Linked DNA regions of Homo sapiens: regions 1 and 2 are each linked to region 3. A link is a loop called in an ENCODE intact Hi-C map of the cell type or tissue named here. Cell type or tissue: GM12878. All regions are shown on one strand.

Region 1 (5,000 bases), 190 kb before region 3:
ATATATTTTCAAAGGAAAAAATCCCATAATCACCAATGACCCTTCATTAATTTGTGAATATTCCAGACAAGCTAGAGTCGACAAGACTTATATTATCTGATTTTCAATTCTGTTTGAACTTCACATAAAAACATTTTGAAGAGAAAGGAAGGTTATTACTATATCATTTGTGACAAATAATCAAGATATGAGAATAGTAAATAAATTATTTGAATTTAAAGTTAGGAAGCACTTCTTTTTCAAAGAATCCTATATGTAAAATAATTGAGCCATGAAAAATGTTAAAACAGGTAAAAATCATGCCTCAAAAGAACCTGGTAAGATTGTGGTAAATAAAGGAATTTACTAGGCGAGAATCTCTATTCACTACAGGCAATTTTAGCTGTTTTCTCCTGGAATTAAATGTTCTATCCTAACTTCTGGAACTAGTTAAATATTAACGTTATTGCCTTTCTCAAAGATAATGGTAGAATTTAACTGGTTGAAAACTGCCACCCACAGCTAACATTTATAAAGTATCTCCCAATGCAAAATTAAACAGACTTCCTTCCAGGACATTCTAGGCAAGTTCCCAAATAAGATTCCTAAACTAAACAAAGCTACTACATTAAACTTGGCGATATCACAATCATGAATTGATCCTCTAAATGCCAAAATTGAGAGTAAAAAAGAAAAATGGACACTTGTTAGCAATACAGGATAGCAGAAGTACACAGTGATGCTTACTGATGAAATGAGGATACTTTCTAAATCAGTGGTTTTCAAACTGTGGCCCAGGTACCCGTGGGGTCACTGAGGTACCCTCAGGGCTCTGCAAGGTCAAAACTGTTTTCATAATTCATTAAGATGTCACATTTTCTGTTTTAACTCTAATTTGTTCATGAGTATACAATGAAGTTGACAACAGGCTACGTGAAGCATGGCATCACAACAGAATGCAGAAGGAAATATGAGAAAACAGCTGTTGAAGCCAGACATTAAAGAATTTGTTAAAAAAAAAAAAAAGTAAAACAATATCAATCATCTAATTTTTTATTTTGGAAATATAAGTTGTTTTTTATTTTAAAATGATACTTATGCTAACGTGTTATTGTTATTTTAAAATAAACTAATAAAATTTTTAAATTTCTAATACAGTAAATACTAATAAATATAACCCACATAAGCCAAAGCTTGCTAGGTTCTCAATAATTGTTTTTTTTTGCGGGGGACAGAGTCTCACTTTGTTGCCCAGTCTGGAGTGCAGTAGCACAATCTCAGCTCACTGCAACCTCCACCTCCCAGGTTCAAGCTATCCTCCCACCTCAGCCTCCTGAATAGCTAGGAAAATAGGTGCATGCCACCACGCCCAGCCAATTATTGTATTTCTTGTAGAGATAAGGTTTCGCCATGTTATCCAGGCTGGTCTCGAACTCCTGAGCTCAAGTGATCCACTGCCTCAGCCTCCCAAAGTGCTGAGATTTCAGGCGTGAGCCACTATGCCTGGCAATTCTCAATTATTTTTAATTTTAAATGTGGTATGGAAAGAGATCCTGAAAACAAAAAGTCCGAGAATCAGTGGCCTAAATCATAGAGTTGATACAAGGATTAAATGAACTAATGCATGTAAAGCACTTTTCACAACGCATGGCAAACAGTCAACGTTCAGTCAATGGTAGCTATCGTTATTGTTACATAACAACAGCTGCGGCTACAGATAGCAATGCTGAGATCAGCCATTTCTGGAGACTTTGTTGTCCCCCACTGTCTAGTAAGCAATGAGTATTTAAAAAAAAAAAAAAGCCAACTGATTCATCAAATGTAATTCATCATATAGATTCTAATTTAAATTCTAATACAATCAATAAGAACCTGTTAGTCTGAAAGACTGTATCTTTCTAGACCCTGTTAACTTCCTTATAAACTAGGAAGGCCTAGGACTAGACTTACAATATACCTTGGAGACTAGAGTTATCTTGTCCTTTGAGACACCTGGAAAACAGCAATGAGAAGCCTAAGTGTCCTGTGCACAACAAATTAATTAAATATGCATTCTCATAATAAAGAAAGGTATACTTTCCTTTGAAATACTGGATCAATAAGGCATCATGGAATAACGGAACTGTGGACAGGCCCTTGAGCATGCTTCTGGTTAAGATTCTTCATTCCAGGCATATCTAGCACACACCCAAGACAGATCAACAGGTACAGAGACTCACAAACGGACCAGTCATTTTTCACTCTAGTGGTTACGTAGCCCCTCTACAAATCAAACCACAATCTTTCTTACTTTCACTTTCAGGACACTTCCTTATGTTTCATCCTTTATTGATAAAGCTAAAAATAATAATAGTAGTTGTATACAGAGGTCAAACACCTGGCATCAAGCTCATAAAAATCCTTTAACCCTTTAGCCTACATTTTTTTTTTTTTTTTGAGACAAAGTCTTGCTCTGTCACCCAGGCTGGAGTGCAGTGGCACGATCTCAGCTCACTGCGACCTCTGACTCCCAGGTTCAAGCAATTCTCCTGCCTCAGCCTCCTGAGTGGCTGGGACTACAGGTGCGGGCCACCATGCCTGGCTAATTTTTGCATTTTTGGTAGAGATGGGGTTTCACCATGTTGGCCAAGCTGGTCTCGAACTCCTGACCTCAAGTCATTCACCCACCTCAGCCTCCCAAAGTGCTGGGATTACAGACATGAGCCACCGCGCCCAGCCTAGCCTACTTTTCTCTAGTCAAAACACGTTCCAAATCTTTTAACTGTTTCCCATTGGATCTGTACTTCCTTCTCTTAACCATTCTTTTCTGTCTTCTAAACCCCAAGATAAAAACATACAGAATTCTTTTTTAATCTTTCTTTCTTTCTTTTTTTAAAAAAGGAGACTGATCCAAAGTAGCTAACACAGAAATTTCATTGAGGCACTAACAGACTATTTAGCCTTTAAAACTTTATTTAACACTATTACCAAAAAAAAAAGTAATTTATCCTCCTTAAAAAGGACCATATTAACATTATATATGTTAAATTCAGTCTTTTAAAAACTATCTTTGTATCTTGAAATCAGCATTAAGATGAAAGCAAGAGATATTACTGTTGCTATGGTAATACTTCAATGAACAGCATAACACACACTGGTACATAAAAACCATTTTCTGAGCAGCATGTACAGGTAAATAAAAGTTAAATAGCACATCAACAACAATTTCCTCACAGGGTCATGACAACTTTTATTTGTGATGCTTATTTTTATATATTACAGTGACTGAAGTAAATTTGAAAATGTCAATAATCAACAGCAATGGTCAGCATTTGCAGAGGGAACCAGAGAATGTTCGTTTCTCCACTTTTCCCACAACTGTATTTTGGAGTTTCAAGAACCACAGAAGCGTCATCAAATATGACCATACCACAAACTTACACATACAAGAGGCATACTTGCTAAATAGGCAAACATAGGTGAGTTAGGAGAATTAATGAATGGTGGGAGGTTCTGACAAAGTAAAACTCACATCTTTTTTTTTTTTTTAGCTACTTAGCAAACAAAACAAAAAAACTAAAAAACCCCACAAGTTATATAACTATTGATATGGATGATCCATAAAATCCCAAAATTCAACTACTCATTATGGGGTGTTTCACAAGTATGAAGTACTGAATTAAGGTTGAGGGTATCATAATGTATTATGTGGGGTTTTAAATAATAACTCAATATAATAAGCTACTATACTGAGATACCCTGTATTAATGTACAAAAAACATTAATGAAATATATGCTTTGATTGGATTATGCAGCCTTTCTTCTACATTCAAATTACAATCCAAGTTGAACTCAAAGACAAGTTTCCTTTTAAAACATTTCTCTAAACTAGTGGAAAAAAATGTTTATAAAAATAGTGTAGTCTGAGTCTGAATAAACGGTATGCTCAGGGAAATTTCAGGTTTCAACGTAAAGAAATATACACATTTTAGAGTTTCTAAAGAAAGAGTATTATTTACAATGAAAAACCACATCTAAGGAAGAAACGTTTTTAAACTCTGGAGAACAGGGAAAAAAAGAAGAGTACCTCCTTTAAAAATAATTTTCAGTCATCAGTAAAGATCTTTCCCAGATCTTGTGTACAAGAGGAAAACCACTGCCATGGCTACGTGTAAGAGCATTCCTTATCCCCAATGCCAAATGGGCAATAGAACAGACAAAGTCCATTCTTTTAAAGCTATATGCTGTATATGCTGAGGTTAAAAATATTTACACAAAATTTTATAAAGAAGAAACAATATATTTGAGTCATAAAAATAAGTTAGCTCTCTGCCACCATTTACTACCCACCTTTAAATATTAAATTTTAATTTTACTTATTTAGGAAAAATTACATAATTCTTCATAGCACAGTTTAAAAATAACTCCACTATTAATGCAGGCCCTTTATTTAATCACAGGCTAATTTACTCCTGACAGAAAGTAAATTCCACTATTTTCTGTGAGGCTTTATGAAATTGCCATCATTTTTAATTAATTCTTAATTAAAATATATTACACCACAGCTTCTACCCATCTCTCTTGATATTCTAACATAATCAATTCAAGACCATTTACATATCATTAATTAAAAGCCTTCCTCTCTCATCCTTAAAATCATAATGAGGCTCTATTTCTCATTAGCAGCCTTTAAGGGGTAAAACAACAATACAGTCAAGAATGAATAGTAACTTGAAACAAATAATTTGTACTTTTTAAAACTATATAGTGGACAGAGCTAATTTCAAAATTTCTCAAATTTGAGAATCCTTGAATTATTTCACTGTGTTTCACAGGGGAACCACCAGAGCAACAATTGGTGATAAAATGAAACTAATCTTCAAATGAGTTAAGCAATAAATTCGGTAAGAAATAGTAGCATCTTTGAGATCTGGGAAAACCAAATAGATTTCTTTATTTAGACAATAACAAATCTTACCATGAAATACTACCAACAAGTTAGTTACTACAGAAAAGTAAAAAATAACACAATTAATATGATC
Region 2 (5,000 bases), 200 kb after region 3:
CTCCTGGGCTCAAGTGATCCTCCTGTCTCAGCCTCCCGAAGTGCTGGTGAACCATCATTTTTGTTTTGTTTTGACTGATCTGCACCCCACCCCAGCTCCTAGGAGCTATCAATCACCTGATGATGCAGGGACCCCCACGGGGTGTGTGTAAGTCCCCAGGCTTGGCCCGTGAGGTGCAGCCTCCTGTTCCTTCTGTCTGTCCAGCCCCTCCTCCTGGGACTAGGCCAAGGACAGCCAGGGGAAGGCCCTGAAATGGCAGGGATGGGTGCTCACAGTTACCTTTGGGGGAGGTGAGGCTGGGGGATTCATGTCCCCCTAGACTCAGGAGGCTGAGGCCTGAGGCACACACCCCACCAGCCTGGGCTGAGCTGCACCGTGAGTCCCCAGGCCAGGGTCTTTGGGTGAATCTCTCAATCTTTCTGAGGACCTGTCCGTGAAATGGGGACAGAAATAACCTCCCTCACAGGGCTGCTGGGAAGATGCACTGAGATCCTACACAGGGAGGGCCCGGCCCAGTGGCAGCCAGTGGTCTGCAGTTGTTAACCAGAACAGGGAATGTACAATGTGGAGACAAAGAATCTGGTGAGACGCACGGCTCTGCCTTCTCATCACTTTCAGGGCAGGGTTGGATGCATTGATCAACAGAGATGAGCCACAGTTTGGGCTCCAACCAGTGTCTGTGACTGCAGCAGCCTTGTTAATTGAGATTTATAAAGAGCGTCTGCATCCCGGCAGGGGAAGGCACTGGTGGAGTGAGCTGCATCCGTGCAGGATGCTGGGGGAACGCGGGGACCAGGCGGGAACCCTTCCGAAGCCTGCCCAGAGGAAGCCCGAGGATTCCCTCCTAATTCGGGCTCAGTGGGGCAGGCGGCCACTAAGAAGATGAGAGCAGTTTCCTGGTGGGAGGTGGGTTCCCACCCAGGACGAACGTAAGCATTCAGTGCTCATTCAACACGTGTCCACTGACGCCAGCCCTGCACCAGGCCTCAAGAGGGCCCTGAAGGTAGAGAAAGGACCCGAGTCAGAGCCTTCCTTGGGGAACTCACAGTCCAGGGCTTTGACCCATCCTCTAGTGCCCGGGTGACCAGATGTCTGCAGCAGGCAGCTGGGGAGTGGAGGTGGACACGTTCTCCCCGTGTCCTGTCTGTAGCCCGGGCCTGAGAACATGCCTGGGGAAAAGCTGCCCCGGCCCTGATGCATCCCATTGGAGGGTGACAGTGGAGGACACCTGGGGAGGACAGATTCTGAGGCAAGGAACCCCAAGAGGAATTCGCCAAGGGGAGGAGTTGGGGCACAAGTGCAACCCGTTCTCAGTGAGAGGTGTGATGGGGTGAGTCCGGGCTCGGGTGCCCTGGCCACAGGGGCCGAGAGGTCAACCTGCATGAAGACCCCAGCCAAAGGGTCCCCATCATGGGAACCGTGTGAGTCCCCCACTCACCACAGAAAGAGGGGTTCTCGGCACTCCTCTCGCATTGCTGGTTTCTCCCCTTGGGAAAGGAGGTCTCTGGGTTTGCGGGGAGGGACTTTTGTGTGTCCCTGCCCAGAGGCTGTGAGGGGCCCTTCGTGACTTGACACAGATTCCTGGGCTATCACAGAGCCAGCTCCTGGCGGACAGCCACAGCGCCGCACCTCCCAGACATGGAGGCCAGCTCGCCACCCATGTGCCCACCTTCCATGGTCAGGGACCTCAGCAGCCACCCTAGAGTGAAGGAAAGGGGCAGGGGACAGCCGGAGTGGGCGGGCCTCTTCAGCTGTTCCTAGGTGCCAATCACAGTGCAAATACTTTTTAAAATTATTTTTTCAAAATCCCCCAAAAGCAGGGGTTCTTAGCATCATTTCACTACGGCAAGACCTAAAGGGAGAAGGAAGGAAAGGGCATTCATGGACCTGGACCTGGCTTGGGCTCCAATCCCGAACACTTCCTCCCAGTGTGTCCTCGTGTGGGTGTGTCTGTGTGTGTCTCTGTGAGCATGTGTGTGCAAGTGTGTGCATGTAACCATGTGTGAGTGTATGTGTTGTGAGTTTCTGCATGTGTGTACATGCACGTGAGTTTAAGTGTATGCACCTGGCGTGTGTGTGTGTGTGTGTGTGTGTGTGACTTTAATCCAAGAGCGGCCGGCCCCGCACACCTGCGCTCCACATGGCCTGGCAGAGGCGTCTGTTCTCGGAGGAGGCCGTGTGGGTCCCTCAGCAGCCCCTCCCCCGCAGCCCAGCAGCTGGCCACCATCTCAGCACACATTTCCCTGTCACATCTGATTTGCAAAGTCGTATCTGTGACGGACCCACAGGAGCGTCCAGTTGAGGCTTTTTCAGGTCAAGGAGTATTTTCCCAAGCCCCACTCTTCAGAGGGGAAGGCAAATGTGAGCAGCCCTGTCTCCTCTCCCAGGCCCATGCTGCCAGCAGCGGAATCTTCCCCTGGGCCACCGTGGGTGAGGGCCTGAAGGGCCACCTCCAGGTCTGTCATCATCCCATTTTACAGATGAGGACATCGAGGCCTGCAGCAGTCATGTTGTTTTCCCAAGGTGCACAGCTGCCAAGGCGGGGCCAATATTGGAAGTGGATTCTCTGGCCCCTCCCCAAGCCCTTGGTTGTCACCATCACTATCTGCAGCCTCCCCACAGGTGCCTGGGCTGGGCTGTTCCCTCTGGCCTGACTCCAGGACCTCTTCCTCCAGGAAGCCTGCCTGGGCTGTCTTGGCTGGTTTCCAGAGCATCTGGGGAAGAGACTGCCAAGCTGGGTGGCTTTGATCCCATGAAGTCAACATCTTAGTCAAGACACTTTGATGCAGGAGTGGAAACCCATGATGGGGGATGCCACCAGAGGGAATCCCCTATGAGCCCAGCCCTCAGCACAGGATCCAGCCAGCCAGGCCCAAGGGCCAAGCCACACACCCTTTCACTGAGGGCTGGGTTGGTGTCACCTCTCCTTCTTGGTCTCCTTGTCACACCGGTGGTGAGGACGCCCATGGCCTCCAGACCAAAGACTACTAGGCCTCCCAGGGCCACCCCCACCCAGCTGCCGCGGCCCCACCTCTGAGCACTGACTCCCAGAGGCGGGAGGGGCTGCAGGGAGGACAAGCAGCCTTCCTGCCCTGGGGCTCCCTCTTGTGGTGGGGCCCAGGGAAGGGGCCTCACAGGCCATCGCTCCCAGATGACAGGGACCAAGCCAGCTCTGCTCATCAGTCTCTGGCATGTAGCACACACTCAACAAATATCCAATGACTAGAACGTATGTTAAAAAGTGTCCAAAAGGTTCCATGGCCACAGAGGTCTGGGAACTCCACGCTGAACATGGCAGTTTTTGCTCCTGCGGGGTCCCTCAGAGCCTTCAACGGGCCACTGTGCACTGTGTTCCAAGAAGGGGGTGACACGCAACTTCCCCAGGCACACTTGTGACCGAAGTGCATGCACGCATGTCTAGAGCTGGGGTAGCTCGGGACTCGGTATGGGCGATGCTGTTTCGGGAGCCGTGGCAGTGGCCGGCTGACAGCGCGGTCTCCAGTCAGACAAACTGGCGCCACCGCCTGTTAACTGTGTGACCCTGGGCAAGTCCCTTCACCTCGCTGAGGCTGAGTCACCCTTTACACTTCCATGGGATCCTCAGGGCCACTCTTGCCTCCATCCGGGTGCCACCATCACTCTCCTGGACCACATAGCAGTGGCCTCCTCCCGGGCCTCCCTAGCTCCAGTCTGTCTCCTGCCCCGGGATAGGAGCTCTGGTGGGGGAGGACTCGAATCTGACTTGTTCCCCTCTCACTGTATCCCCAGCGCCCAGAGCAGGCCTGGCACAAAATAAGGTTTGTTGAATGAATGCATGCATGCATGAATGAATGAATGGGTGGGCGGGTGTTCCCATGGGACACTCTCAGGCCACTTGGCCACCCCCTTGCTACCCCTCTCCCACACCTCAATCTGGCTTGAACCTGAAGGAGCCCCAAGTCCCACTCAGCAAATTAACTCAGTTTGAATAATTCTATTGTGGTGGGAGGTGCCAGACCATGAAAGCTGAATGGGGATACTCTTTCTCACACACACAGAGAAGCTCTGGCTTCCACCCCTAGAATGCTTTCCAGACTCCAAGCCTCAGCCCCCGCCTGCAGCTCCCGCCCGCACGCCCCGCACGCATGGCTCCCGCCCGCACGCCCCACGCAGGCCTAGAACATGTATCCCGTGCGCAGATGAGGAGAGCAAGGCTCAGGGTGCCCAGTGAGTCCGCCAGGGCACACAGCTAAGGCACGGGACACCAAGAGCGCCGTTCTAGAGCTGTACAGGTCGGTGTTGAACTCCCAGCTCTGCCTCCTCCCCTATCTGTGTGACACCAGGCCAGTCACTTCACCCTCTGAGCCTCAGTTTCCTCATCTGTCAAATGCGCTAGTAATCCCTCCTCTACAGGGTTGTGAGAAATAAATGAGGTAGTCGATAGGAGAGAGATTTCTGAGGAGAGCCGGTTTTGTGGCTGTGCACGTGCGGAGGGGGACAGGGAAACCTAGGAAAAAGCCACCCAGAAGATGACGCCCTCAGCTGAGGATGAGGCATTAGGACCCAGCACAGTGGCCGGCATGTGCAAGTGTGCAGGTGCTCAATGAGCTTTTCTTTTCGCTTTTTTTTTTTTTTTTTTTGAGACAGGGTCTCCCTGTCTTGCCCAGGCTGGAGTGCAATGGCGTGATCTTGGCTCACTGCAACCTCCATCTCCCAGGTTCAAGCAATTCTTGTGCCTCATACTCCCGAATAGCTGGGATTACAGGCACATGCCACCACACCCAGCCTTAAAAAACATTTGTGGGACAAATGACTGCCTTCTGCTGGTGCAACTGAGAAGCCCAGAACACAGACAGAGCCACAGAGGACAGGACTGGACCAAGGGTGCCCTTGGGCAGACAATAGGAAGGCAGGGGATGCAGCTGGAGCCGTGAGCACGAGGCCAGGCGTGGCCTAGACCCATTCTCCAGCTTCAGGAGCTCTGCCTGGGCACACGAGCCTGGGTACATGTCGGCCACCAC
Region 3 (5,000 bases):
TTTGCTACACTGACTATGAGTACATAATTACCTCTGCATTTTTCTGGAAGAGAAATGGGACAATGTTGCAAAATAGTACTTTGCATCAAAATTGCCCATTACACATAATCCTGGTGGTGGATTCGTCATCAGAAAGTGCTTAGGAGAAACTAGATTGGCCATTCTGACAACTGTCTTTTATGTAAGGATTACTTTCTGTCTCAGCTTAATCTAATATGTGTTCTATTATATTTAAAATAAGAATTCAGGCAGAAGCCCAGCTGTGGTTGACCTTTTGGCTCAAGGAGGCAGCCCAGCAGGAAGAACTTGCTTTTTATTAGTCCCTGTTTGTCCCAGGTGATACTTGGGCCAGGCTTTCTGACTTGCTGTCTTTGTTATCCACAATCAGCCTTGCTGTCCCTGTTACTCACACTTAGATTTGGCTACTCTCCCTGTGTCCTCTACCAAGCTCTGTTGGCGCTGTGCATTGAAATCTTCCTTAAATCTCACTTCTTTCATGAAGTCTCCTTCAGCAACTCACACTTCATAGACTTCTCTTTTCAGCTTTGGGATTGAGCGGTCTTGCATTTACAACAGCTCACTTAGCAGAGCTAAAGGGCTTGTAAATTCAAAAAAGGGAAGTAGTGATTGCTAGGAGCCACCATGGGTTTCCTCAGAACCAAGCAGGGCAGAACAAGCCCATTTCTTTCTTGGATAGGGTTGTTAGCTAGATAGAGGGCTGTGGTTAAAATTCTTTGTTCTGAATTTCAGTAAAGCATCAATTTTTGCATAGTATTCTTGCACGCAAGCTGGAGATATTCTCCAGTCACATTGTGGTCAGGTGGACTTTGCACCTGGCTGAGAGACGAGGCACAGAGTGGTGATTAATGGATTTATGTCAAACTGGAGAGCTATCTTTCGTGGCAAGCTGTAGGTCTCTTGTGTGTTCATTGCTGTCAGGGACCTGAATGAGAACATTGATGATAGGCTGATGACACTTGTGGAAGGCAGAAGGCTGGGAAGAATAGCAGGCATGTGCAGTGACAAAGTCAGGGACTAAAGTGGTCTTGACACACCAAAATGATACTTGCACTTAAGTCATAAGATGCAGTCATTTGTGTATGGGGGTGGCAGTGGAAAAGGGGAAGAGGAAGATGAGGTTTAACCAAGTAGCACATGAAAGAAAAGGTTTAGGGTCATGGTTAATTGTAACCTCAGTATGATTCAGCAGAGCCAGGTAGTTAGAAGGAAAACTCATGCATTCATTTCTCAAATATTTCTTGAGTGCCTGTATGTGCCAGGGACTTGACTAATGCTGAGGATACAATAGTGAATGAGATAGTCCCTAATTTAATGGTATGTGTAATCTTGTAGGGAAGTCAGACAATTATAATATAGCATAATAAATGCTATGAGAGGAAAAGTTTAGTATGGTGAGTTTCTTCTTTTTTTTTTTTCTTTGAGACGGAGTCTTGCTCTGTCACCCAGGCTGGAGTGCAGTGGCGTGATCTCAGCTCACTGCAGGCTCTTCCTCCTGGGTTCAAGTGATTCTTCTGCCTCAGCCTCCCAGGTAGCTGGGACTACAGGCATGTGCCACCATGCCTGGCTAATTTTTTTGTATTTTTAGTAGAGATGGAGTTTCACCATGTTGGCCAGGCTGGTCTTGAACTCCTTACCTCAAGGGATCTGCCCGCCTCGGCCTTGCAAAGTGCTGGGATTACAGACATGAGCCACCACGCCTGGCCTAGTATGGTGAGTTTCTTAGAGGAAGGACACCTGGCCTGGGCTTCGCATGGGAGAATATCAGGGAAGACTCCTTAGATGACCCCTAAGCCAAGCCTTGAAGGATGGGAGGAGGTTAGGCAGGAGGCTTCTAGGTAGGTGAAGTGCTGGTGTAAACATCTGAGGTGAGAGATGCTGGTAAATTCTGGGCAATGAAAGTAGTAGGGTATGACTGGAATGTGGAGGCTGAGAGCAGAGGAGGTGAGAGACGAGGCTTGATCAAGAAGAGTTTTGATTTGCTCCTGCTAGTTGTATTTGGAGCAGGAAACTGACATCCTTACGTCTGAATAAATCACCATGGCTGTGGTTAGCAAAAGTAGGGAATTTAGTGTGGTGAGGTATAGTAAGTTCTGTACAACAGACATTTACAACTATAAGTGTCTATTCAGACAAGTGCCACAAGGAGGTGGTAGAGACTAGGAACCGGGTGGGGCATATGAGTTGGGCTTTACAGAATCCATCCAGAGAAGATGTGAACATTGCCTGAAAATAGTAGAAGGGTTCTTGGGTAGAAGATGCTCTGCATGGCTCTGCCAGGCTGGACAGAGCAAAGGCAGTTGTCTTCATTCATTTTATGTTGCTATAACAAAATGCTGGAGACTGAGTAGTTTATAAAACAAAAAGGTTTTTATGGTTCACAATTCTGATGGCTGGAAAGTTCGAGATTGGGCATCTGCACCTGGTGAGGGCCTCAGGCTGCTTTTACTCATTAAGGAAGGCAGATGGGGAGCTGGGGAATGCAGAGATCACATGGTGAGAGAGGAAGAAGGACACGGGGAGGTATCAGGCTTTTTTTTTTTTTTTGAGACAGGATCTCACTGTATCACCTAGGCTGGAGTGCAGTGGTGTGATGACAGCTTGCTGCAGCTTCAGACTCTTGGGCTCAAGCAGTCCTTCTGCCTCAGCCTCTCAGGTAGCTGGGACCACAGGTGCATGCCACCATGCCCAGCTAATTTTTAAAAATTATTTTTTGTAGAGATGGCGTCTCCCTTTGTTTGTTGCCCAGGCTGGTCTCAAACTCCTGGGCTCAAGTGATCAACCCAACCTCTTTTTAATAAGCAGCTGTCTCTGGAACTAATAGAGTAAGAACTCACTTCTCAGGGAAGGTATTAATTTATTCATGAGGGATCTGCCTCCATGATCCAAACACCTCCCATTAGGCCCCATTTCCAACATTTGGGATCAGATTTCAACATAAGGTTTGAAGAGGACAAACATCCAAACCATAGCAGAGGTGTTAATCATCTTTCCATGATTAAGGGTTCAGTGTTGGCTGTTTGTGTCCTAACTCCCTAGACTTGCATTGACATACCAGGGCTGCTGCACTGCTTTGGGCCAAAGATTTCCTCATCTGTAAAATAATAAACCATACAATATGTGAAGGCCAGAGATAGTGTTTTACAAAGCACCTGGTATGGACTTGTGCTGAGTAGGAATCTAGCCAGTTATTGTAGAATCGAGTTATTGGAGGCTGGGCATGGTGGCTGATGCCTGTAATCCCAGAAGTTTGGGCGGCTGAGACTGGGGAATCACTTGAGCCCAGGATTTCAAGACCAGCCTGGGCAACATAGGGAGGCCCTGTGTCTGCAAAAAGAAAAAAAAAAGAAATTAGCCAGGTGTGGTGGCACGCGCCTGTTGTCTCAGCTACTTGGGAGGCTGAGGCAGGAGGATCGGTTGAGCCGGGGAAGTCGAGGCTGCGGTGAGCTGTGATTATGCCACTGCACTCCAGCCTGGGTGACCGAGCGAGAGTTCCTGGACCCTTGACTGTCTCAGAGATTACTAGAGTTAGGTGTCACTGATTCCTGGCCTTGACTGTTATGTTTCTACTTTGTAGGGGTTCTAAGGCCTTAGTTGACCCTAGGCTCAGTGTCCCCTGCCTCTCAGTGCACTTCCATCCTACTTCCCCACATAGTTTGTGAGCTGAAGCATACAAACTAATTTTGATATTCATGTCATTTAAATATGTTTATAAATTGTGTGTTTACAAAAGCCACATTTATTATACTCCAAGGACATCTAAAAGTGACATTTTGTGTTATACATGGCCTTGTCTGCTTCGACTAGTATAGGTGTTTGGGAGTGAACCATGCCTGCATTTCCGTGTCTTCTTTTCTTTTTTATTTTTCAGTTAAAATTGTCAAAAAAACACATAAAATTTACCATCTTAACCAATGTTAAGTGTTCAATATGGTAGTAACTATATGTACGTTGCTGTCAACAGACCTCTCAAACTTCAGTCTTGCAAAACTGAAACTTTATGTCCATTGAACAACTTCCCTTTTCCTCTTGCCCCCAGCCCTGGCAGCTACTTTTTTACTTTGTTTCCAAAAGTTTGAATGCTTTAGATCCCTCATAAGATATATGGTAGTAATACTGGAATCATGCAGTATTTGTCTTTTTCTGACTGGCTTATTTCACTTAGCATCATGTCCTCAAGGTTCATCCATGTTGTAGCATAGGACAGGATTTCCTTCTTTTCAAAAGCTGAATAATGTTCCATTGTATATACACACCACATTCTCTTTATCCATTCATCTTTTTATGGACATTTAGGTTTTCACTTCTTGGCTATTGTGAATAATGGTGTGCTGAACATGGAAGTACAAATATCTCTTTTCAGTACAAATATCTGTTTTCAGTTCTTTTGCGTGTATACCCAGAAGTGGGATTACTGAAATTATATGCAATTTGTAATTTTTTGAGGAACCTCACATTGCTTTCCATCGTGGTTGCATTATTTTACATTTCTACCAACAGTGCACAGGCTTCCACTTTTTCCACATCCTTTGCAACACTTTTTATTTTCTGGTGTGTGTGTGTGTGTGTGTGTGTGTGTGTGTGTGTGTTTTGACAGTGACCATCCTAACAGGTGTAAGTATGGTACCTCGTTGTGGTTTCAATTCGTGTTTCTCTAATATTAGTGATGTTGAGCATCTTCTCATATGCTTGTTGTCCATTTTTACATCTATGCAAGTCCTTTGCCCATTTTAAATTGTTTTTGTTGTTGTTGTTCTTGTTGTTGTTGTTGTTGTTGAGTTGTAGAGTTCATTATATATTCTGGTTAGATACATGACCCCTGATTAGATGTATGGTTTGCAAATATTTTGTCCTGTTGCATAGGTTGCCTTTTTACTCTGTTGTTTTCTTTGCTGCACAGAAGTTTTTGAGTTTGATATAGTCCCATTTGTCTGTTTTTGCTTTGATTACCCATGCTTTTGGTGTCATATTCCAAGAAATCA

Evidence for each region. A loop is a pair of places that touch in the nucleus more often than their neighbours do. Peaks named below come from ENCODE experiments on the same cell type or tissue, not always from the same donor. Only the 100,000 strongest peaks of a DNase experiment are listed, where the experiment ranks them.
Region 1: a loop joins it to region 3, with 7 times the contacts of the local background. A loop is called at or near these places in 2 of 110 quality-filtered maps.
Region 2: a loop joins it to region 3, with 9 times the contacts of the local background. A loop is called at or near these places in 23 of 110 quality-filtered maps.

What each region holds. Positions count from the first base shown.
Region 1 is chr9:125,821,491-125,826,490 of GRCh38, reverse strand. All of the region lies in intron 2 of PBX3 (PBX homeobox 3), which reads right to left. Among named protein-coding and RNA genes, the nearest start is that of PBX3, 77 kb to the right of the region's middle. In GM12878, no CTCF peak of the experiment used is centred here; a DNase peak (open chromatin) is centred at 2,210; H3K4me3 peaks cover 329 bases; H3K27ac peaks cover 449 bases.
Region 2 is chr9:125,426,283-125,431,282 of GRCh38, reverse strand. All of the region lies in intron 2 of LOC112268055 (a long non-coding RNA gene), which reads right to left. Among named protein-coding and RNA genes, the nearest start is that of GAPVD1, 170 kb to the right of the region's middle. In GM12878, a CTCF peak has its summit at 3,103 (motif pointing left); a DNase peak (open chromatin) is centred at 2,818.
Region 3 is chr9:125,628,662-125,633,661 of GRCh38, reverse strand. The region is part of intron 4 of MAPKAP1 (MAPK associated protein 1); the gene reads left to right. Among named protein-coding and RNA genes, the nearest start is that of MAPKAP1, 76 kb to the left of the region's middle. In GM12878, a CTCF peak has its summit at 2,168 (motif pointing right); DNase peaks (open chromatin) are centred at 921 and 2,166; H3K4me3 peaks cover 987 bases; H3K27ac peaks cover 4,648 bases.